2 separate regions of the Homo sapiens genome follow, and region 1 is linked to region 2. A link is an interaction called in ENCODE POLR2A ChIA-PET data of the cell type or tissue named here. Cell type or tissue: Caco-2. All regions are shown on one strand. Each heading gives the region's core, and the rest is flanking DNA. Links, peaks and the distances in the headings are about the cores only. Region 1 overlaps LOC643339 (a long non-coding RNA gene). Region 2 overlaps LOC643339 (a long non-coding RNA gene).

Region 1 (15,516 bases), core at 5,936-10,935, 110 kb after region 2:
CAGTATATTTTTCATTGGTATTATTCTTAGCACACGACACACAATGCTAATACAAAGTAGATTTAATAAATATTTGTTACCTGATTTTTAAAAAAGGCCATGTGGTTCTACTACTTAAGAGTTAGAAAAGAAACTTAATTTGTATGAGTTTTGGTTTTCAGCAACTATAACATGAACACAATAATACCTATCTCCTAAAACAGTGAGGATTAAATAAACCAACCATTAAATTTAATGAATTTGAGGAAAGACTTGTAAGTATCTGACACATGGGTGCATAAAAGGCATTTGACAACTGACAGCTTTTATTATGGTTGGAAAGATAAATATATTTGCCCTCTGTCTAAGAACTTGATTTATTTTAAAGAGATATTTTTGCAACTCAAAAAAGAAAAAAATCAGATTAGGTTGCAACTTATGATTATTTAATTTGGACATTTCAAAGTATCCTGTTTACTTCCCAGGCTCTGAGTCCCTTTTAGAAGCACTTTCAGGTAGAATTCAGCTAAGAAGAAACAGGTTGGCGATTGATACTTGGTTTATTTCAAACATTTGTCATTAAATGACTCTATCCTTTTAAAAAAGAATGAAATTCATTTTTGCTATTTATGTTTATTTCTATTTGTATTCCTTCCCACCATTTTTGCTATTTAAAATTTTTTCCCTGCTTAATTAATTTTTTAGAGTTGGCACTTACTTATTTTCAAAATGTTTTTCTTCATTCCTACAAATAGCTTTTGGAATAGGATTTTATACAACCTAAATCAGTTTTTTTCTTTTGCCAAAAACAATATGTATCCACTACAAAAAAATTAGAAAATACAGGTAAGTGTAAGGAAGGAAGATTTAAATGTTTGTAATCCTGCCACCCAGAGATATCCACTGAACATTCCTCCAGATAGTTTGATTCAAATGCATATATTTAATAATGGTGGAATTATGTTGTACATTTGCCCTTTTGAAGTTAATATTTCATTTAATTACCACAATTATCTTTCTATGCCAATAAATATTCATCTACATCTTTTATTAGTAGCCTTCCATCATAACATCATTTACCTGAGCAATTCCCTATTGTTGGAAATTTAGTACATTTTACTTTTTTCTTTTACTGTTATCAGCAGTATCTTCATGAATAAGTGAAGAGATAAAAATGAGTTACTCAAACCTTTAGAAAACACCACTTAATGGGGTCTTGCAGTTCAGAGCAGAACAGATCATTATCCCAACTGTAATCCAACCCTTTCCTTGCATTTCTTATTGTGAGTCTAGGACCATCATTGGAAAATAATCAAGTTTGGTAGGTGGGCTAAACTAGAATCAGAGAATTTGAGGCAACACTTTCATTTCTGGTCTCAATAATGAATGTGTAAACCAGAACCTACAAATCGACTCATGATCAAAAATATCATAACAGAAAGCAGGAATTCTGAAATGGGAATAAAGGAAAGAGAAGGAGACCTACAGACCACTGTTGCTCTCCCTATCTGCGGCTACCACGTCCATATTTGTTTTGACAAACACTCCTTTACCACAATCGGGTCTCTGGTATCATAAGCACTGACTTTCCCATTTTACAGATAAAGGCACTGAGGCACACACAGAGGGGCTGACAACAGTGTCCACAGTGCCACAGTTAGTAGCACAGCCAGGGTCTGAGCCTGTGTGTTCTGCCTCACAGACAAGTGCTCTTTTCATGCTCACAGAGTTCTCAGTAATACTGGGAATTATTCAGAAGAGGGAACAGGACGCAATGCAGCAGGGAGATTAGCAGAAACATAATTCTCCTGAGAGTCAGCATGGAGGTATTTGTTAGCTACTCAACACTGGTCTAACATCCTCGGTAAGAGGATCATAAATACCTCTATCCACCTCCCTAGGGCAATATGAGCATTATTGCTTATTTAGAAATTTGTCCCTGTAAGAGCTTTGATATTCTCAAAGGAAAGGTGCTGCCAAAAAGTGAAAATATTTTCTATGCTTCCACTATGCACGTGAGAGAAAGGAGATTTGGATCAGGTAAAAGAAGTATTGTCAGGCACATAAATTCTTTATCTAATCATATTAGGATAATACTCCTGAGCTCCTTGAATGGAGGCATCATGAGTACCTGCTGCGCTTAGCACATACCTTACAAAACACTGAAAATCTTACTCAACACAATCAGAACTGCTCATTAATGAGCTCATCAGTAATGTCAGTCAAGAAAAAAAAAAGGGGATACATTTATGTTGTAAATGTAATCAGTCGACAGGTTCTTCCCGCCTGATGCACAGAAGAAATCAATTCACTGACACCATGGTATCGGAATAAAGGATGAGTTTAGTTAATGCAGGGCTGCCCAGTGGAAGGACTGGCGTTATCACTCAAGTTGGTCTCCCAGAAGGCTCAGAGGCTAAGGTTGTTCAAGGATAGTTTGGTGGGCCAGGGACTAGAGAATGGGTGTTCCTGACTGGTTGGGGATGCAATCAGAGGAATGTGAAAAAATTATCTTCATGTGCTAAGTCTGCCTCTGCGTGAGGGCCACAGGACAGGTTGAGTCATGAGTCACAAGTCCAGGTGGGGTTAGTAGATTGCCAGAATGCAAAACCCTGAAAGACATCTCAAAAGACCAATCTTAGGTTCTACAATAATGATGTTATCTATAGGAGCAATTGGGGAAGTCATAAATCTTGTGACCTCTGGCCACATGACTCCTTAGCAGTAAGAGATGATAGAAACTCTGCCTATACCTTAGCAGAATCCAGGCCCCTTCCATAATCCTAATCATGTGGCTTTTCATTAGTCTTGCAAAGGCAGTTTCAGCCCCTGAACAAGGAGAGGATCAGTTTTAGGTAGGTACTATTATGATCCTTGTTTCAAAGTTAAACTATACACTAAATTCCTCCCATGGACAGCTTGGCCTACACCTGGGAATGAATGAGGACAGCCAGCCTGTGAGGCTAGAAGCAAGATGGAGTCAGCCATACTAGACTTTTCTCACTGTTGTAATCTTTGCAAAGGTGGTTTCATAAACATTGTATTTTATTTTATTTTTTAATCTTTTTAAGATGGAGTCTTGCTCTGTTTCCCAGGCTGGAGTGCAGTGGTGTGATCTCAGCTCACTGCGACCTCCATCTCCTGGGTTCAAGTGATTCTCCTGCCTCAGCCTCCCAAGTAGCTGGTATCACAGGCATGCGTCATCACACCCGGCTAATTTTTTTTGTATTTTTTAGTAGAGGTGGAGTTTCACCATGTTGGCCGGGATGGTCTTGAACTCCTGACCTCAGGTGATCTACCCACCTCAGCCTAGCAAAGTGCTGCAATTACAGGAGTGAGCCACCGCACCTGGCCCATAAACATTATATTTTAAATTAAATAAATATAAATGTATTTACCAAACTGGTGGAAGGCCATGGTTCTTTCCCTCACTATAGATTCACTGGCAAGGGTCCAATACCACCTTTTCTGGCCTAAACCACACCCATAAGATCTCATTTTTCATTTCCAACTTTTCTTTCTTTGTAGGGGGTCAGAACTTAAAGACACTCATGAGCAAAATACTGTAGAGTTTATTATTTTTCCTAATCTCTTACTGTTAACTAATTTAACATTAGTCTTTCCAAAGCATTCCATTTAAATGTCATTTTAATAATTCTCTCTCTCTTCACCCTCATGTTATTAAAGTAATATTAAAGTAAATAGCATAATTTTAATAACAAGTAAAACCAGCACAAATATGTCAGGGAACAAACAATTCTGATTCTCATAAAGCACAAAACTCAACTCCTCAAAGAAGAAAGGGATCAGTGAGGACAGATGGACAGCTCTGTTCAGTGTGTTTTGAGCACCAGCCCAAGCCTTACAGAGGGAATGGATGCTGGTTCCCTCTATGAATCTCTTAAGTAGAAGTTGGTTTAAAGAGTGCCCACCATAGTTTTTTTTTTAAATTAGTTAATTATTAATATTAAACAGTGTATTTGTGGACAATGACAGGTGACAGTCCCAGGTAGGAGTTTAAATCATATGTATCCATTCATACTCAAAGTTTTAAAATCCCATCCTCCCTACCCAAATAAATTTCCAGAGTCTGTCAACTTGCCTGTCTACATAATAGATATGAATTCACATTATCCTGCTCGTAGGACCATAAAAGACCCAGTTACTCACCAGGGAAGCCTCTTAAGATGAGAGGGAAGAGCTAGAAGAGCAAATTAAATCTCAACTTTTATTTTCTTCCTACTACTTACAAACATTGTAAGCTTTCTTATTATTTCTTATTTTCTGTCTCCCAACTTTGGAAGGTAAGTTCTGCGAGAGGAAGGATTTCATCTCCCTCACCTACCTCTGTATTCTTGGCACACTTAGAAGAGTGCCTGGCACAGAGAAGTTACATAATAAATGTTTGTTAAGTGAATGATTGATTTAATCCAGGTAAACACAACATGGATGTTTGCTACACAAATTTGATCCCACTTAATGGTTAACTTTTTGTTTTTCCATTTTTTAAATAAATTTCTACACTGTTAGAAATTTTTCAAATTTCTTGGCAAAAATATACCATGCAAAAGGCTAGCCAGATTTTAATCTTGTCTAAATCAGGTCAGAAAAATCACTTTTATTCCAGAAAACACAAAGGGCAAAGTACAATGGCCAGAGCTGTATAACAGCTACACTCACCAGGTGTGCAAAGCGATTTAATATTGTCATTCAGACTCAGCCCTAATGAGCAATCTTGTTTATCTACAAAACTGTGAACAACCCACTGCTAACAACCGGACATTGTCCCCAAGCCCAGCACACTTCATGTCAACTCTCGATGCACCCACAATCTAGGACCGTTATTAGAACTTCTAATAAGGACCATGATAGAACTGCTGAGAAATAAAGAAAAAAATGGATTTCATGCACGTGCTTTAAAACTTTATGTTTAGTTATTTTAAGCATATGTTTTGTTCTGGTACACTTAGATTTGCAACTGAAAAGAGAAAGGCATATCAGAAAGAAGTTTTTTGTTAAAGCAGACTGATGAAGAAACCAATGCTAGATGGAAAGCACAACTCATTTTAAGTTACCGGAGAAAGCAACAGAAAGTTTCTCCAAAAGAAAGAAAAAATAAAGAAAGAAGCAGCCAATTGGAGAGTTACTTATTTTTATTATGCCAATTAAAAAGATAGTCAAGGGGCCAGGCACGGTGGGTCACTCCTGTAATCCCAGCACTTTTCAAGGCAGAGGTGGGTGGATCATTTGAAGTCAGAAGTTCAAGACCAGCCTGGCCAACATGGTGAAACCCTGTGTCTACTAAAGATACAAAAATTAGACGGGCGTGGTGGTGGGTGCCTGTATTCCCAGCTACTTGGGAGGCTGAGGCAGTTGAACCTGGGAGGCGGAGGTTGCAGTGAGCCAAGATTGCACCACTGCACTCCAGCCTGGGCGACAGAGTGAGACTTCAACTCAAAAAAAAAAAAAAAAAAAAAGTCAAGGGCTTCATGCCACGTCTTTTTTTTTTTTTTTTTTTTTGAGACAGAGTCTCACTGTGTTGCCCAGGTTGGAGTACAGTGGCTCAGTCTTGGCTCACTGCAATCTCTGCCTCCCAGGTTCAAGTGATCAGCCTCCTGAATAGCTGGGACTACAGACGTGTGCCACCATGCCCAACAAATTTTTGTATTTTTAGTAGAGATGAGGTTTCACCATATTGGCCAGGCTAGTCTCGAACTCCTGACCTCAAGTGATCCGCCCACCTCGGCCTCCCAAAGTGTTGTGATTACAGGTGTGAGCCACCATGCCTGGCCCCACATGTCTCCACAGAGTGAACATGACCACGATCTTTCTTCAAGCATCACCTTTGATAGCCTTTCAATATAGAGTTATGGGCTTTACTTCAAACATTAACTCGTCTTCCACATTCAGTTATCAAAGCCATTGAATACAACCTTTAAAACATTTTGCAAGTTCAGCACTTCTTCTCCATCCCATTGATACTGATTCAGACTCTGCTCCTCATTGCAATGAGCTGTTATAACAGCTCCTGAATGATATACTTGCCAGTGCTCTATCCTTGTGCTAATCCATCTCCATGAAGCCACCAGGCTTCCCTCTGACCCAGACTCCCTGGCATACCATTTAAGGCTTTCACCCCAACTCAACTTACCTCCGAAATCCTTTTTTTTTTTTTTTTTTTTTTTTGCTCTATCGCCCAGACTGGAGTGCAGTGGCGCGATCTCGGCTCACTGCAACCTTCATCTCCCGAGTTCAAGCAATTCTCTGCCTCAGCCTCCCGAGTAGCTGAGATTATAGGCGCCCACCACCACGCCTGGCTAATTTCTTTGTATTTTTCAATAGATATGGGGTTTCACCATCTAGGCCAGGTTGGTCTGGAACTCCTGACCTCATGATCCACCAGCCTCGGCCTTCCAAAGTGCTGGGATTACAGGTGTGAGCCACCATGCCCGGCCTGAAATCCTATTTCTAGTCAATCCCCCTGCAGCATATATTTTATGCTTTAGGCACAATTAGTAGACAGTGGGCTACATGAGTCTGAAGCCCAGTGGGACAATCTGGAGCAACTGAACATTTGTAAATAGAGTAGTTCACGATTTCTGTGGTGGATACTGTGATGCGCCACTCAGATCCTTCAAGAGCATGATGCTCATTCTTCCAGCTGCAGGGGAGTGCTGACTCACAGCTAACTCTCTTTCCAAAGAAGCTGCCTTACTCAAGCTCACATCCCCTCCAAACTGGCAGCCCATATCCAGTGACTGGTTGAGGCAGAGCACAGAAGCCCAGACCCCTTGCCTTGATGGCAGATAACTCTGAAGGGTGATCCCAGCTTGAGGACTCATCCTGCGCCATGGGCTCTGTGTTGGCTATATTATAGCTTACCTTCTCCTTCTGTCCAGTCCTGCTTCCCTTACTTCCAAGGAATTCTTCCCTATAAAGCTTCTGCATAGGAATCTTAGGCACAGGGCCTGATTCCAGGAAACCCCACCTGAGGTGGTTTTATTTACATTTTACTCGAAATATTATTATCTTATAAAAATGACTTGCTTTTTAATTAATGTTTATGCTTGACCATTTCAACTTTTTTAAGGTTTCATTTTAATTCAAAGTGTTTAATTGAAAGGAAGGAACATCTGTATATATTTTTAAAGTATTAATTCCTATCCAGCTCCACAATCAGATATTGCTTAAAATATTGGAGTCAGAACTCTGAAACCTGGCTCCATCATTTCCCGGCTGTGTAATCTTCAGTAGGTTACACAGCCCCTCTGTGTTTCCGTTTCCTCACCTACAAATTGAGGATAATAACAACAAAATGATCCTAAATAAACTACTGGGAAGACTAAATGAGTTATCATATATAAAGCATTAAGAATGATGCTTAGCAAAAATACATGTGCTAAAATTCATTAGGGTAACACTAGCTGCTATAACAAACAGACCTAAAATTGTTCAATGACTTGACTATATAATAGATATTTCTTCCTCATTTGTCTACACGGTTTTACAAGGACTTAGGTTGATAGATGCACAGTTTTCTTCACTACATAGTTTCTCCATCCCAATTGGCCAGAAAAGGGAAAGAACATGAAGGAGTATGTACCAGAGAATTCTACGGAGGTCATTCTTCCTGCTCAAATCCCATTGGCCGGAACATAATCACATGGCCACACCTAACTGCAAAGGAGGCTGGGAAGTGCAGGCTAGACAATGGATTGTAATGACTAGCTGTCTATACAGCAGACTTTGCTGTACTGATAATTATTGTTATCATCTCATTATTACCAACTTTCGAGCTTGGGCTCTTATCTCCACTTACCTAGAATGTTGCAAAAGCCTCCTCACTGGTCTCTCTAACTCCAGGCTATTTGCCATCCCAAATCCTTCCTCCACAACAAACCCAGAGTTATTTATGTAAAACACCAAGTCTGATCTTTTCCCTCACCGTCCTCCAGCTTCAGTTTAATATCCTTCTGTGACCTCCCCACTGCCTCAGGTTCCAGTCAAGTCCCCTTCATTGCCTTCGTGACTCAGTCCCTCCACATCCCTTTAGTTCATCTCCAAAATCCCCGCCCACCTTGCAGCGGGTGTTTGCGATTTGACACCCACTTTGTGCCTGCAACAGTGCTGGACATAGGCTACTCCAGTGAAGAAAGCGGGCGGGATCCCTGCTACATTTTAATGAGGTAGCAGAAAAAACAAGTAAACAAATAAATATGTAATATTAAGCTATAAGGAGTACAGTGAAGAAAGATACAGGGTAAAAAAAAATGGGGGCGGTGAGCTAAATGAACAGGTAGTAAATAACAGCTTAAATTTCACGTGCAAGTGATAGCCATTCTGCAGCAGGATGCATTGTGGACTTTTTATCTTCACTATCATTACCCACACCCCTGAGACTGCATATTACAAAAGAGTTCTTATCATTGACCTATATTTGCATTCCTTTTAGCTTCTTTTATGGCTGTTATTCAGGGAAATAATATAGAGCACTAAAGATTGCCTAATGTGCTATTTGTGTGGGATGCTGAGAGAATATCATTTGCTATTGCCCCACGGGGCAGTGACGGTACAAATGACTCAATTTTTTTCCCTGCAACCTTCTTTGCAGGAAAATTCAACTAAAAATATTTAATAAAACCAAGTTTTACTCAAGTATAAAAAACTGTTGTTTTTTAAAGTTCCCTGGGCTATGTTACTGTCACCGTGGTAGCTTAAAAAGTATTACATATGTGATGTTCCTGTCACTTTACTGGATTTAGGTTTTCAAATTCAGAGCAGGTGAAATTGAAGGTTTTCTTTACAGAGGCTGTTCTTTTAACCAGGGTGATTTGCTCCCACCCGACTTAGTCATTTTTAAAATTCTTATTTTTATTTTAGAGACAGGGTCTTGCTCTGTCACCCAGGCTGCAGTGCAGGGGCACCATCATAGTTCCCCGCAGCCTCCAACTCCTGGGCTCAAGCAATCCTCCCACTTCAGCTTCCCAAGCAGCTGGGACTACAGGTGCACATTACGATGCCTGGCTAATTTTTTATAGAGACAGGGTCTTGTTTTGTTGCCTAGGCTGCTCTCAAACTCCTGGGCTCAAGCGACCCTCCCACCTCAGCCTCCCAAACTACTAGGATTATATGCATGAGACACCACGCCCAGCCTGAATTTTTTTTAATATAAGAAATCAATATAAAGACAAAATAAAAACGGGTAAAATGTGTGCCTTTAACCTAAGGTATAGACAAACCCTTATTATCCTCATCTAACACACAGACCTTAATTCTACTGCTGATTTCCTTCCCACTTCTCTTCAACTCAGAAGCACTTTCTGAGGCAAAACATAGCTTCAGCTTTCTGGTCTCATGGCAACTTGGCAGCACAAGGCTTCTAGGCTAAAATCCCAGCTTCCATGGATCCACGCTGTTTCAGTCACAAATATTTACCTTGCCTGGCTCCGCAGGCTAATTAAAGGGGTAGGCTCTGTTCCTCTTGGCTCTCCTCTAAATTGCTTTTAGAGGAAGAAGCAGTGGCGGGACCAGAATGGCAGCCCCATCACTCATCTCCACAGCCACACGGTGACTACCTTACAAATATCCTGTTCAGATCAGAAAAGGGGTTTGCAGCCACGCCCTTGCCTCTCTCCAGCTAGATCTGAAATTGCACATCCCAACGATGATTTCCCCTGGAAGCTGACATTAGCCCTAGCAGCGTATGTGACTGATGGTGCCTCTGAAAGAGGGACTCTCAGGATCAAATACTAAGAGCTTATTATACCAGTTAGAACACAGTGTTTCACTGTGAATATATACTTTTATTATAAAAATGACATATGCTTATTATAAACAATTCAAGGTGAAGAAAAGTTGGGAAGTTCACAGGGAATTTTTCTTCTGCTCTCACTCAGCCCCAGCACTGATCCAAAGACTGCCCTCCCTCTAGAAACCTCTTTTATCAGTTTCTGGCATTTTCTATGCATCCACAAGCAAATGGATATATACACACACACACACATATATATATATATATACACACACACAAACATACATATATATATATATATGCATTTAAATAAATCACTCTAAAGGCTTTAAAGTGATTTCATAATAACAAGCAAGTCCACATTTGATAAACCATAAAATGGAGTCACATAGTTCCAGTCAGCAAAGGGCTTGGCCCTTCCTACAAAGCAGAGTCACTGGGTGAATCCTGCTTACAACTCACAATCGAGTCAAGAAGCCAGAATCAAATTGCCAGGCCCAGGAAGCAATCAGAACATGAGGTGAGGTTACAACTCTGAAAACAGATACTCAAAGTCTGGGCAGGGGAGGGAAATCAATGGAGAAGGTAGAAATACACTCTGAAAGGCAAGGGGCTCAGAGTGCTGGGTCTAGTTGGAAGGGGAGGTGATATGGTTTGGCTGTGTCCCCATCCAAATCTCATCTTGAATTGTAGTTCCCATTATCCCCACCTGTCTTGGGAGGGACCCAGGGGGAGGTAATTAAATCACGGGAGCAGTTTTTTCCCATGCTGTTCTTGTGATAGTGAATAAGTTTCATGAGATCTGATGATTTTATAAAGGACAGTTCCCCTGCACATGCTCTCTTGCCTGCTGCCATGTAAGACATGCATTTGCTCCTCCTTCAACTTCACCATGATTGTGAAGCTTCCCCAGCCATGTGAAACTGTAAGTCCATTAAATCTCTTTTCCTTTATACCAGTCTTGGGTATTTATTATAGCAGTGTAAGAACAGACTAATACAGGAGAGAAAGCACCCCAGGGTTTACTGTCATCACTGGGGTGATGGGTAGGGAGCAGAAGTGGAGAAGTGGCAATTTGAGTTTGCCTTACAGGAAGAAGCAAAGATACCACTGGAAAAACAGAACACATCCATCCACAAGTTGAGAGGAGACAGAGAAGCCCACAGGGGCTGAAGCTGGATGGCGTCTACCTGGGAGGCAGTCTCCCTCTGCCTCCTCTTTGAGAGATTTCTAATAATATTATAAGTTGCCTTTCAGCTTGCTTTTGTTGCTTTCTTCTTTTAATATAGTAAAATGTATATGTAATGTAAAATTCATCTTTTTAGCCAATTTTTTAGTGTACAGTTGAGTGGCATTAAGTATGTTCACAATGTTGTACAACCGGCATGATCGTTCATCTCCAGAACTTTTTCATCTCCACAAACTGAAACTCTGTCCTCATTAATAACTCCCCATTCCCTACTATATTAGTTCATTTTCATACTGCTATGAAGAAATACCTGAGACTGGCTAATTTATAAAGAAAAAGAGGTTTAATGGATTCGCAGTTACACATGGCTGAGGAGGCCTCACAATCATGGCAGAAGGCGAAGGAGGAGCAAAGGCATGTCTTACATGGCGGCAGGCAAGAGAGTGTGTGTAGGGGAATTGCCCTTTATAAAACCATCAGATCTCATGAAGCTTATTCACTATCATAAGAACAGCATGGGAAAAACTCACCCCCATGATTCAGTTACCTCCCACTGGGTCCCTTCCACAATATGTGGGGATTATGGGAGCTACAATTCAAGATGAGATTTGGGTAGGGACACAGCCAAACTGTATCACCTACTTCTCCCAGCCCCTGGCAATTATCATTCTAGTTTCTGCTTCTATGAATTTGACTACTCTAGGTACTTCACATAACTGGACTCATACAGTATTTGTACTTTTGTGACTGGCTTATTTCACTCAGCATAATGTCTTCAAGTTTCATCTATGTTGTAGCATTTGTCAGAATTTCCTTCTTTTTTACAGCTGAATAATATTCCCTTGTATGGATATACCACATTTCATTTATTCATTTATTAGTTGATGGACACTTGGATTGCTTCAATGCTTTAGCTATTGTGAACAATGGTGCTATGAACATGGGTGTACTTTCAGGTGCTTTTCTAAATGAAGTATTCTAAGCCGTGAAAGGTGAACAGGGTTTTTCTAAACAGAAGACATTCCCAAGTGAGGGAAAGTGTGGTGTGAGGAAGCACAGCTTGTTCAATGAAAGGTAGGAGGCCCCATGAGGCAGCGATATGAAAGAGGGGAAGAATGACAAGTGAGATAAAAAATGTGGGTCAGGCCATTAAACTTAAAAATACAAAGAAGAATAGAATATATTCACCACCTAGTTGTGCTGTGTCTTAATATCTTGCCCTATTTACTCATTTTTCAAAGAAATATGGTATTACAGATACAATTGATCCTTCCTGCAAAATCCCTCATCTCATTCTTTCATTCCCCTTCATAATGGCAACCATTTTCCTGAATTTTAAATTTATTTTTTCATGTTTTATAAATTTACAACGTATATGAACCATGTCATGTTTTGCATACTTTTACATTTTATATGAGTGACATCACACTCTGTATATATCCATTTCCAACTTGCTTCTTTAAATCAACATTATGTTATAGGGTTTTACTTAGATTATTTCATATTAATACTTCATAGTATAAATATTTTACACTGTATTTTTGTACCATTACAAACAGTGCAGCAATAAACATTCTTGTACATTTTCCTTGTTTATATGGGTATGACTTTAGGCTATGGACCTAACAGCCTCAATTTGTAAAGGCAAATTTCTCTCCAACTAAGTGGTTATATCAATTTACACCCCAACAAACAGGGTTCACTTGTTCCCATTCTGCCACATCCTTAACAACAGTGAGTATTGTCAAATGTTTAAATTTAACAAGTTGATAAAATAGAAGGTAGTTAAGAACTCAGATTTTAGAGCCAAACCACTAGTATTCAAATGCTGGCTTTACTGTTTACTAGTTGTATGATTTCAGCCCTACTTTCCCTCTCTGGAAGAAAAAAAAGGTCGTAATACCTACCTCACACACTCATTGCCAGGAATATGTGTGTTAACATATGCAAAGCAGTTGGAATAATATATATATTGTTAATACTCAGTAAAGCCTTTAGAATAATACACGGTGAGTGCTCAATAAGTGTGAGCCTTGTTTTAACATTTTGAATTGGCCATTCAAGTCTTGTCTCCTGTGAATTTTCTATTCCTTTCCTTACCCTAGGACTTATCATTTTAACTTAACTATTCTGAACATAATCATTCATTTGTGGTTATATGCTGGAAATATCTTCTTTTAGTCTGTGGCTTGTCTTTTTTGTTTTTATGACATTTTTTGTTAAGAAGTTTTAAATTGGAATCTAGTCAATATATCGTTCTTTGTACTCTTTTTTCTCTTGTTTAATCAATCCTTCTCTTTGGTGCGGTCATACAAATATTCTCCTATATTTTATTTGTAAAAGTTTTTAAAGTTTGTTCTTCACATTTAGGATTTTATGATTTAATCCATGTTGAATTTAATTTTGTGACTAGTGTGAGGTAAGGAGTTTTTTCAATCACTTCTCCATATGAGAAACCAAATATTGTGATATCATTAATGAATTTGTAATGTCATTTTTGTCATGTTATTTCTATATATGAATAGGTCTGGTTTTAGGCTTTCTGTTCTATTACTCTATTTGGGGGGGTTTTTGTCTTTTGTTTTTTTTTTTTTTGCCTACAACAAACATTTCTTTTTTTCTTTTTTTTTTTTTTTTGTTTGTTTGTTTTGAGACAGGGTCTCATTCTATTGCCCAGACTGGACTGCAGTGGCTTGATCATAGCTCAGTGCAACCTCAAACTCTTGGCTTCAGGCAATCCTTCTGCCTCAGCCTCCTGTGTAGCTGGGACTACAGGTGCACTTCACCATGTCCAGCTAATTTTTTTATTTTTTGTAGAGATGGGATCTCACTATGTTGCCCAGGGTGGTCTGGAACTCCTGACCTGAAGTGATCCTCCTGCCTCTGCTTCCCGAGTAGATGGGACCACCGGTGCATGCCACCGCACCTGCTAATTTTTTTTTTTTTTTTTTTTTTTGTAGAGACAGGGTCTCCCTGTGTTGCCCAGGCTTCCACTGTCTTGATTACAATAGCTTTAACATTCATCTTGACATGCTAGGTTATTTCATTACCACTTTGGTTGAGCTAGGAATTCCCTTTCCTGTCTGGTTCCAGGTCCAAGTTGGCCAAGAGAAGACCTTGTGTGAGACTTTGGGATGTGGAAGTGAAGGGCAGTTCTTTACTCTGTGAAGCTCTTCAAAGTTAGATGGGGTGACAGACACAGAAGTACCTAACAGATTCCAACTTGCCCTTGTTCTCCTCTGCTTTGCATCCTGCTGTTCTTCCCAAATTCTGGTCCCGCAGCCCAAGACCTACTACCAGATACTTGGCTAAGAGCCACAGAGAAGGTGGCTTCACAAAGGCAACAGCTTCACACAGACATCTCCATGAGTTCCCTTGGCAGGACAAATTCAGTAGCTGGATGTGTACTTGGCTTCTTAGATTTTTTTCTGTAAACTCGATGTTGTCCACTTATGCCAGTGCTTTCAAAAGATAGTTTAGACTCTTCTCTGAGCTCCCAGCTTCTCCTTCCAGATCTTCATCTCCCCAGCTCCTCCCACAATTGGATAAAGTCTGCTTTCTAGAATAAATCCCATGTCATAACACTCTTTGTGGCTCTAGTTCCTTGATTGAACCCTGACTGACATATTTGATAGGTTAAAGTGAGCCTTCCTATCTTGGTCTTCTACAAACTTCTTGGTCCTTTGCTCTTCCACATGGCTTTTTAAATCATCTTGTCAAGTATCAAAAAAAAAAAAAAACTGTTGGGATTTTGAGTTGGGATTGTTTTGAATTCATTAATTAATTAAGGAAGAACTAACTTTTTATGATATTTAATATTTTAAAAATTATTTATTGATGTTGATAGAGTGTAAATTATCTTTATACTAATGTTGTGCTTAGTAACTTGTTGATTTTTTATGTTAGTTCCAATTGCTTGCCTGTATTTTCTCTTAGACTCTATGAGGGCAATTTCTATAAATAGCGATTGTTTTGTTTTGTTTTTACAATTAGTATGTCTTCCTTTTACTGCCTTACTGTTCAACTAGAACCCCCAAATAATGATTGGCTACAAATAGTAATTGTAGGCATCTTGTCTTGTCCCTCATATTAAAGGAAATAATTCTAAAGATTTACCACTAAATATGATGTTTGCTGCAAGTTTCTGATAGACATATTTTACTCTGTAAAGAAAATCTGCTTCTATTTGTATTTCTTAATTTTTTTAAATATGAAAGTGTTAAATTTTAACAAATAATTTTTCTGCCTCTATTGAAGTAATCATGTGCTTTTTCTCTTGCAATTTGTTAATGTGGTAAATTATATTAATAGATTTTTCTAACACTAAACCATCCTTGCTTTCCTGGGAACTCAACCTGGTTATACTGTATTATAATATAGTATATAGTATAGCATATTTTTGTTTTTAAACAAAATATAGTTTTGTTTTATACAAAATATAGTGTGTTTTTGTTTTTAAAGTAACCAATTTTGCTAAATATTATTAGAATTTATAGCTTTATATTTAGAAGTGAGGTTGGCTTACAATTTTCATTTATTTATTTATTTATTTTTGAGATGGAGTTTCACTCTTGTTGTCCAGGCTGGAGTGCAATAG
Region 2 (15,516 bases), core at 3,522-8,521:
ATCACAGCAAACTTTGTTATTTTTACAGTTTTCAGTACAAAAAGGAGTTTATATAGAAACAGTAAAGTTGGCATTTGAGTACCTTTAAAAAACAAAGTTAAAAAGAAAGACAAGCTTTTATTTCCTGCTACAACTACTGAAGATGCAAAAAAGGTAAGGGCCATTAGTTAGCAACCAGTGTCTATTATTCCTCTTTCTGCTGTCATTGTTGAAAGATGAAAGTTCATGCAAGCAGGCTCCATTCTTGCACATGACCTAATTATCATATTTAGTTGAATGTAAAAACCCTAGTTTTGCTGATGAATCTGAAACATCACAGCCAATCACTTTGCCTTCCCATTTTCCTGTCTAACATCAACTGATTAAGATTGGGAGTATCTTCTGTTTGTTAAATGAAGCACAATTCTTCTGGATGATATCTTTATATTTTATTTTTTTGTTGTGATAAAATATATAATACCTAAAATGTACCTTTTTAACCATTTTTAAGTTTACAATTCAGTGGCATTAAGTACTTTCACATTGTTCTGCAACCATCACCACTATCTATCTTCAGAACTTTGTCAACATCACAAAAAGAAACTCCCTATCTATTAAACAATATGTCCCATTTCCCTTCCCCCCAGACCCTGACAATCACCATTCTACTTTCTGCTTCTGTGACTTTGCCTATTTTAAGTACCTCACATGAATGGAATCGTATAGTATTTGTCCTTTTGTGACTGGCTTATTTCATTTAGCACAATGTCATCAAGGTTCACGCATGTCATAGCGTGTATCTGAATTACCTTCCTTTTTTAAGACGGAATAATATTCCACATTATATGTACATACCATATTTCATTTATCCATTCATCTGTCAATGGACACTTGGCATGCTTCCACCCCTTGGCTAGTCTGAATAGTGCTGTTCTGAACATGGCTTTGCAAATATCTGTTCTAGCCCTCATTTTCAATTCCTTTGGTCATCTACCCAGATGTGGGATTGCTGGATCATATGGTAATTATATGTTTTAGTTTTTGAGAACACGCCATACCATTTTCCATAGCAGCTGCAGCATTCCCACAGCAATGCACAAAGGTTCCAATTTCTCTACATCCTCACTAATGTTGCAGAACTTTATCCTTAGTTCAGCTAAAACCAGGCTCTTTCACACGACCAGGAAAGATTATGCTTGCGGACATATACAAGAGTAAGGAAAACGGAATTTATTGGGCAAAAAGGAAAAAGGCAAAATAATTCTTAGCAAAGAGAGAGAGAGTCCTGCTAGCAGATTTACTGCCTCACAGATTGAATCCCAGGTCACCACACAGGAACAGGAGAGGCCAGGCTCCTCCCCACTGCAAACGCCATGAATTTCCCGAGGCTCCACCCCGTCCTCCCAGTGTGCAGGTGGGCATTATTCAGAAAGAATCAGTCAGGAAATGGCAGGCTTCATCCAGAACCAGCAGTCTGGTTTTTCAGCCTTCAGGCTGCTTTAGGCTCAAGGGCGGGGTTTTGCCAGGGGACTTTTGGCTGCCTCCTGTCTCTATCACTAACACATATTTACTGTTTCTATTTTATTTTATTTTATTTTTTTGAAGACAGTCTTACTCTGTTGCCCAGGTTGGAGTGCAGTAGCACAATTATGGCTTACTGCAGCCTCAGCCTTCTGGGCTCAAGCAATTCTCCCACCTCAGCCTCCCAAGTAGCTGGGACTACAAGTGTGCACCACCACACTCAGCTAATTTAAAATTTTTTTTCTAGAGACAGGGTCTCACTATGTTGCTCAGACTGGTTTTGAACCCCTGGGCTCGTGAGCCCCCTGCCTCTGCCTCCCAGAGTGCTGAGATTATAGGTGTGACCCAGCATGTCTGGATTTTTAAAAAAATAATAATAATAGTCATCATAATGGGTATAAGGTGGTATTTCCTTATGGCTTTGATTTGCATTTCCCTAGTAATTAGTGATGTTGAGCATGTTTAAATGTACTTATTGGTCATTTGCATATCTTCTTTGGATAAATGTTTGTTTAGATCTTTTGTCCATTTTTAAATTAGGTTATTTGTTTTGTTGTTGTTGAGGTGTAAGAGTTCTTTATATATTCTGGGTATTAATCTCCTATAATATTTATAATTTGCAAATATTTTTTCTTATTCTGTGGATGGCCTTCCTACTCTGTGGATAATGCCTTTTATGCACAGAAGTTTTTAATTTTAATGGAGTCCAATCTATGTATTTTTTCTGGAAGATTTATCTGATTTTATTTTAAGACAGAGACCTCAGCTCACTGCAACCTCCGCCTCCCAGGTTCCAGCGATTCTCCTGCCTCAGCCTCCCGAGTAGCTGGGATTACAGGCATGTACCACCACGCCCAGCTAATTTTTGTATTTTTAGTAGAGACGGGGTTTCACCATGTTGGCCAGGCTGGTCTTGAACTCCTGATCTCAAGTGATCTGCCTGCCTCAGCCTTCCAAAGTGCTGGGATTACAGGCGTGAGCCACCATGCCCGGCCAAAGATATCTTTTAATGTAGGCTTTGCACGGCTAAAATTTTTGAAGAGCAAGGCTCAGATTGGATGTGGTTTTGGTTGTGGTGGATTTTTATTCTATTCAATTTACAGCAGAGCAAAAAGAATAAAGGCTTAGGTTTCATAACTCACAAAAGTACACTAACTGATTCATATACTTTGGATGATTCCATCATATGTCCAGCACTGAAATTTTTCCTCATGGCAATTGAGGGATACAGGTCTCCCTGCCTCCTCTCCAGTCTATTGGATGCTCTAGCACCTTGCCGGGAGGCACCAGAAGGGAGTCAGATGAAAGTTACTCTTTCACTTGTAGGTCACAGTGTATTAGTCTGTTCTTGCATTTCTATAAAGAAATACCTGAGGCTGGGTAATTTATAAAGAAAAGAGGTTTAATTGGCTCATGTCTCCTCAGGCTGTACAGGAAGCATGGATGCATCTGTTTCTGGGGAGGCCTCAGGGAGCTTTTATTCATGGTGGAAGGGAAAGCAGGAGTAGACATCTTACATGGAAGGGGCGAGAGACAGGGAGAGAGAGAGAAAAGAGAGATAGAGACGGGGGGTGTGTCAGACACTTTTAAACAACCAGATCTCATGAAAACTCACTATTGGGATGACAGCAGGAAGCGGGATGGTGTTAAACCATGAGTAACCACCCCCATGATGCAATCACCTTCCACCAGGCCCCACCTCCAGCATTGGGAATTACATTTCAGCATGAGATTTGGGCAGGGACACAAATCCAAACCATATCACACAGTAACCCAACTCATTTTCTTAAGCAAAGACAAACTTAAAAATGCGGAAAACATTTAAATTCTGCTCAGAATTAATTAGCTCCTATAACTGAAAGAGAGAGCGGTATCCTGGCTTCAGGTATGGGTGGCTCCAGGTTTGCAAACAATGTCCCAGCTCTGCTCTTCTTGGGTAGGCACCATTTTTAGTTAGTACTTCTCTTTTTTTTTTTTTTTTTTTTTTTTTTGAGACAGAGTCTCTCTCTGTCACCTAGGCTGGGGTGCAGTGGCGTGATCGCAGCTCACTGCAAGCTCCGCCTCCCAGGTTCACGCCATTCTCCTGCCTCAGCCTCCCGAGTAGCTGGGACTACAGGCGCGTGCCACCATGCCCGGCTAATTTTTTGTGTTTTTTAGTAGAGACGGGGTTTCACCGTGTTAGCGAGGATGGTCTCGATCTCCTGACTTCGTGATCCACCCACCTTGGCCTCCCAAAGTGCTGGGATTACAGGCGTGAGCCACCGCACCTGGACAGTACTTCTCTTTATGATAACAAAATGATGCCTGTTGGCTCTTAAATTATTTCTTACCTTCTCAGCAGCTCCAAGCAGAAAATAAGTTCTCTTTTCCTTATAGTTCTAAGAAAGTCCTTGTGTGATCTTTTATCTTAAAACTGACTACACTGTTGGCCCCACGGATGAGTAAACATCGGTGGGTCAGCTGAAGTGCTTTCTTTGTTGGGGAGACACGTTCTCTGATGAACAACTATGGTCAATATTGACACCTGTTACACTATGAATGTATTTCTTCCCATCATTAACTTGCTTCAGCTCTTACATGGAGGAAATACTCATACTGATGGTACACTATTCAGGGCTGCATGAAGATGCCCCTGCTCCCAAGATGCGAGGGACCAGTGGGCTAAGAGCAGCAGAAAGAAAAATCCATAGATATATTTTGTTTTGGAAACCAACATTTAGGCGTACATCACTGCCTCATGTAGTATTTCAAAGTAAATAGAATCAGTTCACTAATCACCCAATTCTGCTTGTTTTTAAAAAATATAAACACCAGCTAGACTGAAGACTTGAATAGGACTGAGTGTATGTGCATATAACATAAGGAGAAAAGCTGTGAGTATAAGAAAAACGCCTATCTTATTTTCTGACACCTGTCCAAACAAGCAGAGGAAGGTGAAGACAGAAGACCATTTCGGCATATTAAATATGAGAAAGAAATAAAAATACTCTGGGGCCTGTGAGCCAGTGATCTATCCTCTGACATAACTGTTATTTCTATAAAGTACAATTTTGAAGCTCCTTGACAGCTGAAAGTTGAAAAATTACTTGTTTATCTTTTTCACTCCTCCTTAAATGCCAAGTTTACATTTTACTCTTCGTACCACTATGTTACTTTCTACCTATTCTGCAGGCAGTCAATTTAAAATATGATGTATTTGGCTGGGTGCAGTGGCTCACACCTGTAATCCCAGCACTTTGGGAGGCTAAGGTGGGCGGATCACCCAAGGTCAGGATTAGAGACTAGCCTGGCCAACAGGGTGAAACCCCATTTCTACTAAAAATACAAAAATTAGCTGGGCATGGTGGCAGGCACCTGTAATCCCGACTACTTGGGAGGCTGAGGCTGGAGAATCACTTGAACCCAGGAGACAGAGGTTGTAGTGAGCCAAGATCGTACCACTGCACTCCAGCTTGGGTGACAGAGCAAGATCATGTCTCAAAATAATAATAATAATAATAATGAAAAGATTTATTTGCCTCCTTATGAAAGAAAATTTTAAAATAAAATAAAATGTAACATATTCCCACCCCAGGACCTTTGTACTTCTTGTTCCCGCCACCTGGAACACTCTTTCCCTAGAGAGCTATATAGCTCACTCCTCCACTTCATTCAGGTCTCTGTTCAGTCGCCACCTCATTATAGGGGCTTTTCCAATCACCCTATCTAAAATAGTCTCCTCCAACCCCATCACTCTCTCTCTACCTTTTCTTACAACACTCATTCCTACCTGATATTTTATACATTAACTTATTTTTATCTGTTGTCCCCAATAGACTGTAAGTACTACAAGGGCAAAGACATTGCTTTGTACCCAGGCACTGCTTTATCTCCAGCACACAGAACACTGCCTTGTACATAGTAAGTGTTCAATGTATAGTATACAGTGAATATATCTCAATCTTTTTTTCATTGCTACAGACAAGACAGCATTGTTCCCATGCAAGGGCACACTCCCACAGGGATAAACACATCATGGCAAAGCTTAAAATTAATTTTCTGGCAGTACAACCAATGGTGGATTTTGTTTTAGTTGGAAATTGGGGGTGGAACTCAAAAGCATTTTACAATTATGTCAATGATAAAGATCACTTATTTAAAGATCCCAAAGCTCTTATAAGGGAAAAAATAGAATTATGTCTTACAAGACAACACAGCAAATCAAATTTAAAACTTTTAAATATATATTTTATATATATATACTTTTTTTTTTTTTTTGAGATGGAGTCTCGCTGTGTCGCGCAGGCTAGAATGCAATGATGCGATCTTGGCTCACTACAGCCTCCGCCTCCCAGGTTCAAGTGATTCTCCTGCCTCAGCCTCCTGAGTAGCTGGGACTACAGGCGCCTGCCACCACGCCTGGCTAACTTTTGTATTTTCAGTAGAGACGGGGTTTCACCATGTTGGCCAGGCTGGTCTTGAACTCCTGACCTCAGGTGATCCACCCACCTCGGGCCTCCCAAAGTGCTGGGATTACAGGCATGAGCCACCGCCCCAGGCTCGCATTTTTTAATTTATTCATTCAGTGCCCATCACATGGATCCTGTCAACCTTCAGTGGACCATGGGCATACACTTTGGGAAACGCTGCCGTAAAACAAATACCTGATTAAGTATTCATTTTAGTTCCCAGTATGTGCCTGATACAGTTCACTGCTTATGAAAGGAATATAAAAATATGAACAGGCCTTTGAGGAGCTTATAACCGAGTAGATACTCAATAAATATTTAGAGAGATCAAATTTTAGAGATCAAAGCAATGTATATGTCTAGTATCATTAGAAAGAATGAAAACACTGGCCGGGTGTGGTGACTCATGTCTGTATTCCTAGCACTTTGGGAGGCTGAGGCGGGTGGATTGCTTGAGCTCAGTAGTTTGAGACCAGCCTAGGCAACATGGTAAAACTCTGTTAAAAAAAAAAAAAGAAAGAACAAAAGGAAGAAAGGAAGGAAAGGAGAGAGGGAGGGAGGGAGGGAGGGAAGGAGAGGGGAGGGGAGAGCAGGAAGGGATGGAGGGAGGGAGAAAAGGAAGGACGGAAGGAAGGAAAACACCTTTGTCCAGTGTTGAGAATAAATGCAATACTTCCAACTCTGTGGTCTCAAGATTTGTTTTGCTGTATCTAATGCGGATGACCTTTATCAGCAAGACACCCATTAACACATAGAAGATAAGTTGCAGTGTGAATAGTGCCTTGAGACTGTGGCAATAAAACTGGAGCCACGCCTGAGTTTGCAGTTTATTTGGCCGCACGTGGCCATGGAAAGTGAGCATGAACCATCATTGTATGATATACTCAAGGCTCAGGAATATGTATACAGGTTATTAAGTCAAAGTAGCTGTAAAACACTGCACGAGAGTTGATTCAGTCTGTTAAATATTTTACACCTCTTACAAAAATATCTACCCAAAAAGAAAATTAGATACAGTGAATAATTCACAACATAAATGCTCTTGTGTGGGCAGGAGTTGGGTGGTATTTGTTTTTATGAGGTGAAATCTGCAGTTATAACATAGACTTCTTCCTAGAATGGCAACCAGGATTCTAAACTGGCAACAGGCAGCTGCAGGCCTGATGTGAATTTACAGGTTGCCTAGTAGTGCTACTGAAAAATAGATTGTGTGGTAGGAGGTTTTCTCATAACTTTTTTCTTTGTCATTGCTTTTCTTCTTCTTTTCCCTGTGCAGGCTGTAAACAGATTGTAAAATGTGTGACACCCCAGAATCTGAGAAAAAATACAAAGCTACTTTTAGTATCCTTCACCATAGCCTACAAGTTCTTTCCTTCCTCCCTTCCTCCCTTCCCCCACCCTCCCTCCCTCCTCCCTCCCTTCCTTCTTTCCTGCCTTCCTTCCTTCCCTCCTTCCTTTTTTTGAGACAGGGTCTTGCTATGTTGCCCAGGCTGTTCTCAAACTCCTGGACCCAAGTGATCCTCCAGCCCTAGCCGCCCAAAGTGCTAGGATTACAGGCGTGAGCCACCAGCACCAGGCTGCTCTTGCTTTTCTACCCAAAACTGCTGGACATGTGCACTTGATACCTATGACTTCATCTACTTTCAGACAGCCATGAGGGGTAGGAGCTAGGGAATGAAGGTGGGGCCCGATGAATGAGTATATCAATCATGTTTTTAATTTTAGATATCTTTTGGTATTTCAACATTTTGGGGAATTTACAGACCCCAGAAGAGACCACCCCTCCCGGGGCTATCTAATTCCTAAGGATAATAACTTGCCTATAAGCATGCCTTTCACACACAAACCAACCAAACTCAAGCCCATATTCACCAACCACCTCCTTATCTATCTCTCACACACTAGCCAATATTTCCCCTGAGCTAAATTATCTCAGGGCCAGGTATTAGGCAACCACAGACCACCTAGATAAACCAAAGCCTGCTGGGATTATTCAAACTAGGCAAAGCTGAACTGTTTGCCCTGCCTTACCTTTCCTGCAGAAACAAGGCTCTAGCCTAAGTGTTCCCCTCGCTCCTTTGTCCCTTCTGACAGAATCTGCATGATGTGGCGTTTCTCCTCTCAGAAGAGCAAGTAATAAATTCTACTTTCAATAGCATCGGCCTCTCCTTGTCGTCACTCAGTCCGTACCTCCATAAGTTAAAATCTCACAGATGCAAATGGAGAAAATGGACTTTTGTAGCCATTTTTAGGAACAAGGCAGCTTGGCTTCAAATCTTGCTCAGAGACAAACTACTTTCCCCAAGGCATCATCAGTGACCGTAACACACACCTAGTCACCTAGTGTAGGATGGGAGCCAGGCATTCTCTCTGCATGGCTTCCTACTTCCCACGTGACATAAGGTTGCATGGCCATGCGCACTCCTGTGTTGACTTTCTACAGCAACATTAAGGTCCAGAAAATTTGTGTGGCCTCCTGAAGAAAGTAGGAATGCAGATCTGTAGAGGGAGTGTAAAGGTGGAGCCCTGCTCTTCCGATTCTCACACAGAGCCACTGGAACAATTATAACGAGCATGGCTGTAAACATTTATTTACTGAGTGCCTCTCTCTCTGCTTCATGTTTTACATGCATCGTCTCACTAAACCCTTGCAACAAGGCCATTAGGTAAGTCCTATTATTATCCCATTTTAGAAATGGGAATTTAGTGTTAAAGACACTGGTCATATAGCTGGTAACTGGCATCTTGGGACTTGACAGACTAACTCTAAATTCATAGCCCACACTCTAAATCCCTACTCTATATCATCTGTCCAAGCTGAATGAGGCTACCTCTCCCTCATGAGACAGAATTCAAGAGTCCAGTTCCCTTTGTGAATGAAACATCAGTCTGAAAACCTTAACTCCTAGTTGGGCACCTTTAATTGGCTGATGGATGGTACCATGTCTCCTTCCAAACCAAACATATTTTTGGTAGGTTTTCAGAAGCAAGATCAGCTCCAGGCAACACTGTGAAATAGGCAACCCTCTTGGTTTCTGGTGACTGAAACCAAGTGCCCTCACTACCTCTGCAGATGACCCAGATCACTCTACTCCCAATACCGTCTTCTGTGGTCTGTGCCTTAGGCCCCAAATTCATTCTCTGCCTTCCTAAACTTATCAGAATTCTCATTCCACTTTTTTGAAATCCATTAAGGGCTCTGGATTCAAATGAACCTGGTTTCTAATTCCAGTTGTACAGCTTTTAGCTGTATCACCTTGAGACCCAATTTCCTTATTTGTAACACTGTCACAATAACATAGACTTTCTCAGTTTTTTTTAATAAGAATAAAATGTGGCATATCCAGTGTGTTGTCTCAAGATCAATTCTTAACACATGGTGCTCCATAACGATAGTTCAGCCATGAGGAATATTTCCCCAATTTTCATATATGCTATTTAAACAAAAAGTAATAACACTGGCTTCCAGAACCACAAAAGTCAGACTCTTTCCATTGTAGACATACATCACAAATACGTCTTGATAGACCAACCAGGAAAGTAAGCACTGACCTAGCACATTTGCTGGGAATTCAAGTGATATGGTTTGGCTGTGTCCTCGCCCAAATTTCATCTTGAACTGTAGCTCCCATAATTCCCATGTGTCATGGGAGGGACCCAGTGGGAGGTAATTGAATCATGGGGGCAGGTCTTTCCCATGCTGTTCTCGTGATAGTGAATAAGTCTCATGAGATCGGATGGTTTTATAAAGGCGAGTTCCCCTGCACACACTGTCTTGCCTGCCACCATGTAAGATATGCCTTTGCTCCTACTTCACCTTCTGCCATGACTGTGAGGCCTCCCCAGCCATGTGGAACTGTGAGTCCCTTAAACCTCTTTCCTTTATAAATTACCCAGTCTTGGGTATGGCTTTATTAGCAGTGTGAGAACAGACTAATACACATAGGAAGTTCTGTTAAAACTAGACAGTAGAATAAATGAAAATTAAGCAATTAATCTAATAAGAGATGTAAGAGAATGCAGTCTACTTTACAATTTTGTCAAATGTTTGGAGCTCTCATGTCATAAAATTCTAAAAGGAGAATTTTGTAAAAAATTCGTCACGGAAAAAGCACTAAATCAAGCATCATAAGACAAGCATCCTCATCACTGCTCTGCCACTTATTGGCCATATGACCTTGTATATATCACTTGACCTCTATGGATGTCAATTTCCTTCTCTGTAAAATGAGAATGTTGGACCAGATAATCCCAAGATCTTTTCCAGTTGTACCACTCTTTGAGTCAATGACTCCGCCATTATCCCTCCCCTTGTTCTCTGGAGATTTTGTTGCCAAAATAATTAGTGTTGCCCCCGAGTAACATCACGTAGCAAAGTCCAGTCACGCACAGGAATTCTAGGCACTGTGACTGCGAATTCTAATCCCTCTTTGGTCATGCCATCATTGAATGACCTTGGGCAGGCACCTAACTTCAGCTAACTGCCTCACCAGCCCTCCAGGGATTTGCCCGATAAATTTCCAACTCCTTACTCTCCACAAGCTGCCCTCCAAAATGCCTTTACAATGCTTAACTTGGGACCACCCATGACAAATCATGAAATTAGGCTTTTTCTCTGAATAATTCTCAATCATAGTATGTTTCTGCCTCAAACATAAAAGCCTTCTTTTCTTCCTGTTAAAATCATAACCGTCTTTCAAGGGAGGTGAAATACAAGTGAAAACTTAAAAGGCTGAAAAATTTGTCAAATCTATGGCAAACTCAAGTCTGGGTAGAAGAACTGATACACATTGTATAATAGAACCACCATGATTTCATTAGGCTAGAACAAAGGGTGGAAACTAAGGAGAAATACAAGCCCTCAGCAGGTATTTTTGAGCAGATGTGTCTTATAATAGGATTGGCACTACAGTCTCTGACCTAAATTTAATGGAAAATAAGTCCAATATTTCTATTAATAATAATAATATAATAGCTGTCATTTGTTATGCAAATATTGACTTAGGCATTCTGATAAGGGATTTACATGCTGTACCTATTAGAATGCTTTCAGCTGCAAGTAAGAGTACCTAACTATAAGGGGCTTGGTGGTTTCCTGTCTCACATTGGCTGAGGAGGAGTTGGTCCCAGGGTTGGCTAATTGAGCAGCATGACACCAGGGAGCATCCATCCTCCAACTCTGCTATTTTCCATGTGTGGGTAATATCACCCCTTGTGGTTGCACAATGGCTGCAATGATTCCAGGTGCCACACAGATATTTCAACATCTACCAAAGCACACCTCCCACATATCTCTTTTTATTGTTTAGGAAAACTGTACCCAAAAACTTCCTACAAATTTCCCCTGACATCTCATTGTCCAGGATTAAATCACATTACCCATACCTAAACCAATCAACGACAAAGGAAATGGGACTGCCAATATCATCTTAGATCAATCATGATTCACCTCTGGTTCACCTTCCTTGAACATATGGTATGGTGACCACCCTACCCAAACAAAACTGAGCCCCACTGGCAAAGAAGGGGAGGGTGAGCTGGGAATTGGCAGTTGGGTAGATAACAGTGTCCACTACACACAAATTATTATTTCAACAAATACCCTCTGAGGAATTATTATCTTCATTTTGTAGATGAGGAAATTGAAACTCAGAGAAGTCAAGTAAATTGCCCATGGTCACACAGCTAGAAGTTGAGAAATTCTGTGTTCTTAACCACCATATTGATAGTTCTGAAGTTTCAGTGTATGCAAGAAACATTAGAGAGTTTAGTACAAACATAGATTCTCAACTCAACTCCACACCCAGGGATTCTGATTCAACAGTCTAGGAGAGGAGCCCTCAGTCTTCATTTTCAACAAATAATTTCAGTTAATTTGGATACAGGTGGTGTATGAACCACATTTTGAGAGAATAGGATTGGCTATTACTTGGACAGAAGTCCGACTTAAAACAAAAACAAGGCCAGGCATGGTGGCTCATGCCTGTAATCCCAGCACTTTGGGAGGCCAAGGCAGGCAGATCATGAAGTCAGGAGATCGAGACCATCCTGGCCAACATGGTGAAACCCCGTCTCTACTAAAAATACAAAAATTAGTTGGGTATGGTGGCGCGCGCCTGTAGTCCCAGCCACTCGGGAGGCTGAGGCAGGAGAATGGCGTGAACGTGGGAGGTGGAGGTTGTGGTGAGCCACCGCACAGTCTGAACAACAGAGTGAGACTCTGTCTCAAAAAAAAAAAAAAAAAAGAGCAAAAAAGCCCCCTGATTTTCTGGAAGTCCCAGACTCACTATCTACAAAAGCCATCCATCGTTTTTAAGTACCACCACAGAAACATCTCATCCCAGTCCCTCTATAGTCCGTACAGGTCAGCCCCTATATAGTGTCAAGATCTTGCTCCCTAATTTAAGAAGGTTATAGATAAAACTTTCAGATGAGGGGAATGAGCTCCATGAGAGATCTAACAGGTCATCTAAGTAACCATTGAAGAATGTGGGAAGATTTACGGTTGAGGACAGTCAACTCTTGTGGGTAGGGATGAGAGAAAGCCATCATCACCCTTTAAATATTGTCTAGGATATTACGTGTAAAGGACACTCAGAGGTAGGATCAATGATAAGAAATTATGAGGCAGCTCATTTTGTTTTACTATGTGGGAGAACAGACTAATAATTAACTTGGTCAACAATGGTAAAGGCTCTCCACCTCACAAAACACTCCGAATGCATTCCAGCAGAGGCTGGCAGACCCTGTGCCTGTCACCAATGCTGTAGAAGGGAGTCCTCCATTGAAAGGAAGCATTGTGCAGATGACTTCTAAAATATGCTGTGATCCTTCAACCACATCCTCTGCAAACTGACTTGTATTCTTTTTTCACTATAGTCATTTCTGCTGAATACCTAGGGGTACCATTTAATTTCGAATGCATTAATGTCCTATTTTCCCAAATTGATAGAATATGTCTGACTCTTCTTTGTGTCTTCATGGTACCTAGCTCAAAACCATGCTCATCATAGGTACTTAATAAATTGTTGGTAAATGTAAAAGGATGGCGTAGAATGGCGGGTAAGCACATCCAGATGATGGGTAGAAGATAACTGTTAGTACTTCTGCCCTGTTTACCACCATTCTTCCCTCTCTGGACAAGGGGCATGGAGGCTATATTTGCAATATGCACCCTCCTCGCTGGCCATTATTGATTGGGTCAGAAATTAACATGTGAGGCAAGCTAGGGCCATAAGACTGACACTAAGATATTAAGACAATCTTTTAAGGTGGCTATAATTGTAACATGTGAGCTAAAAAGCATGATCTACTGAAAAAGAATGAGGCAGATGACAGACAAAGACTGAGCTCCCTGGCTTTCCATCTCCTGGGTCCCCATCCCTTCCTGAGGCTCATGTATAAGTGCGCCTTTGGTCTCTGAGATGAACCCCTCTGTCTTTGTAAAATTCTTCCTCCCTCCTTCCCTTTCTTCTTTTCTTGTTTTAGATTTTATTGAAGTTGGTTTTAGTTCATCTCAATCAGAATATTTAATCCAAAGAAATTTGTTCCTGAGTTTGCTGTTGAGGCCACTGATGCAAATAACTCATGCTCTTAGAATTCCAAGAAAATCCAGGATTTGGGGGACCCCAGTGACTACAGAGCATTTAGACCTTTGCATGTTACCAGATATTTTAGAAGGTTCGAGACTGGTTCTACTGCAGGCTGATTTTCTTACCACTCCAAACCCTAACCTGCAGGGGCATCAAAGCTCTTATGAAGGCTCCACCATCAGACCACAGGTCTCCTTATAACGAAGATCCCATCCCCTGCAGAAGAAATTTTGAGGTAGGAACTAACCTCTAGCGCAATGAGGCAAGGCCAGCCCAAATAACAGATGGGAATATTTAGAGGTATCTAGAACTCCGTTATGCTACAAAGTGTTTCTCCGTACAACATCTTGGGTCTACATAAGGCAGTATCCCTGTAAGATGCAAATCGTCTTTCAAAACCACATTTATCAGTGAGTAGTCAGTCACATGAACCTTTGTACTTCAGTTTTGTGGCAAAACTGTTTCCCAAGATGCCTGTGTTTTTCTTAATCTGTGCCCCATGCTGTTAAGCAGAGCATGTGGCCTGTCACTTTGACATACTTAAACAGGCTGTGAACAAATCCAGCTGATGCTTTTCCAAAACCCATTTCAATCTTGGCTGCAAGGGCATCCCTGGCTGTGAGGGGTAGGTAGAAACAGATAGTCCAGGAGTAGGCAAGGAGATCATTGAGAAATCCATGTTTTTCCCTCCTGCAATTAGGATATCTCTTATGTTGGCTAAAGATGGCAAATCATTAATACATGGGAGATAAGAAAGAACCAATCCTTTCCCCTTTCATTCTTATTCCTTAGAGTTCTGATGATCATACTTTGCCTAGGACATTCGGAGGCCCCTGCCATAGTCCTTTCATCAGCCCTTACTGCTTTTTGATCCTTTTGTTTTTCCCCAGGCATAACTGCCCCTTGTGCTGAGTTCCCTTAGGAAAGGAATCACGTTTCAACAAGGTCCTCACATTGTAGAATGAAATCTCTCTGACTCATTGTATAAATATGCAAAACCCTAAATTCTCTTAATTAAAAAAGTAGAACCAGGGAAGCCAACTCAACTTCTTGCTCTGAATCTGAACAGAAGTGCTGTTTGGTGAAAGCAACTCCTCAGATGTGTGACCAGTTCGGCATCCACAGACAGTAATGAGGAATAACTTTAATAACCAATATTCTATAAGGATAGGGACTGTCATCAGAAGAGACATCAATAATCTTCTCTTGGCAAATGAACAAACAAAAATCACTCCCATTTTTTCACTGATGCTTGAAATTTCTTTAACAGGAATTAAATATTTCTGGAGAGGCTATATGTAATTTTGGCTAAAAGTTTAGGTATTTACTTGTTATTGCAACTAGGCAATAAGTATCAAAATTTTTCAAAATATGCATACCTTTCGACCTCACAATTCCACTTCCAGAAATTTATTTCTAGTAAATAATCTGAAAGTTGTACAAAAAAGTCTGTACGTGAAGCTTCATTATAGCTTTTTAAAAACTTCTTATAATGCAAATTTCAAACATACGCAAAATTAAAGAGGATAATATGATGAACCACTGTGTATGTACCACCCAGCTTTATCAGTTATCCACATTTTACCCAGCTCCTGTTTTATTTATTCTCCACCATTCTTTTTCATTGCTATTTTTGCTGGAATGTTTTAAATGCAATTCCAGCCATCTGGCATTAGTCTTTTAAATATTTTAGTTGTAATATTTTTAAAATAAGAATTTTTTTGGATCTTATTATTACCTGGTATCTTTCTTTCACCATCCAAGTTAGCAATAATTTCTGAATATCCTCCAATACACATTCATGTGCAATTGCAGAATGTCAAAAATGTCTTTTTACAATTTGTTTAAATCTGGATCCAAAAATTTTCACAGGTTGGATTTAGTTGATAGTTCTCTTAAGTCTCTGTAACCTATGACATTGTCTCCACTTTTTATTATGCCATTTATTTGTTGAAAAATTAAGGTCATTTTGTCCT

The links. Peaks named below come from ENCODE experiments on the same cell type or tissue, not always from the same donor. Only the 100,000 strongest peaks of a DNase experiment are listed, where the experiment ranks them.
Region 1: POLR2A ChIA-PET joins it to region 2 with 5 read pairs; 1 of 35 experiments calls an interaction of 5 or more read pairs at or near these places.

What each region holds. Positions count from the first base shown.
Region 1 is chr12:93,146,883-93,162,398 of GRCh38, forward strand. All of the region lies in intron 3 of LOC643339 (a long non-coding RNA gene), which reads right to left. Among named protein-coding and RNA genes, the nearest start is that of LINC02412, 20 kb to the right of the region's middle. In Caco-2, for the core only: no CTCF peak of the experiment used is centred there; DNase peaks (open chromatin) are centred at 7,659, 8,049 and 8,329.
Region 2 is chr12:93,036,146-93,051,661 of GRCh38, forward strand. The region is part of intron 3 of LOC643339 (a long non-coding RNA gene); the gene reads right to left. It also overlaps the pseudogene DPPA3P5. Among named protein-coding and RNA genes, the nearest start is that of LINC02413, 53 kb to the left of the region's middle. RefSeq lists a silencer at 1,429-1,606. In Caco-2, for the core only: no CTCF peak of the experiment used is centred there; DNase peaks (open chromatin) are centred at 3,966, 6,036, 6,366 and 6,756.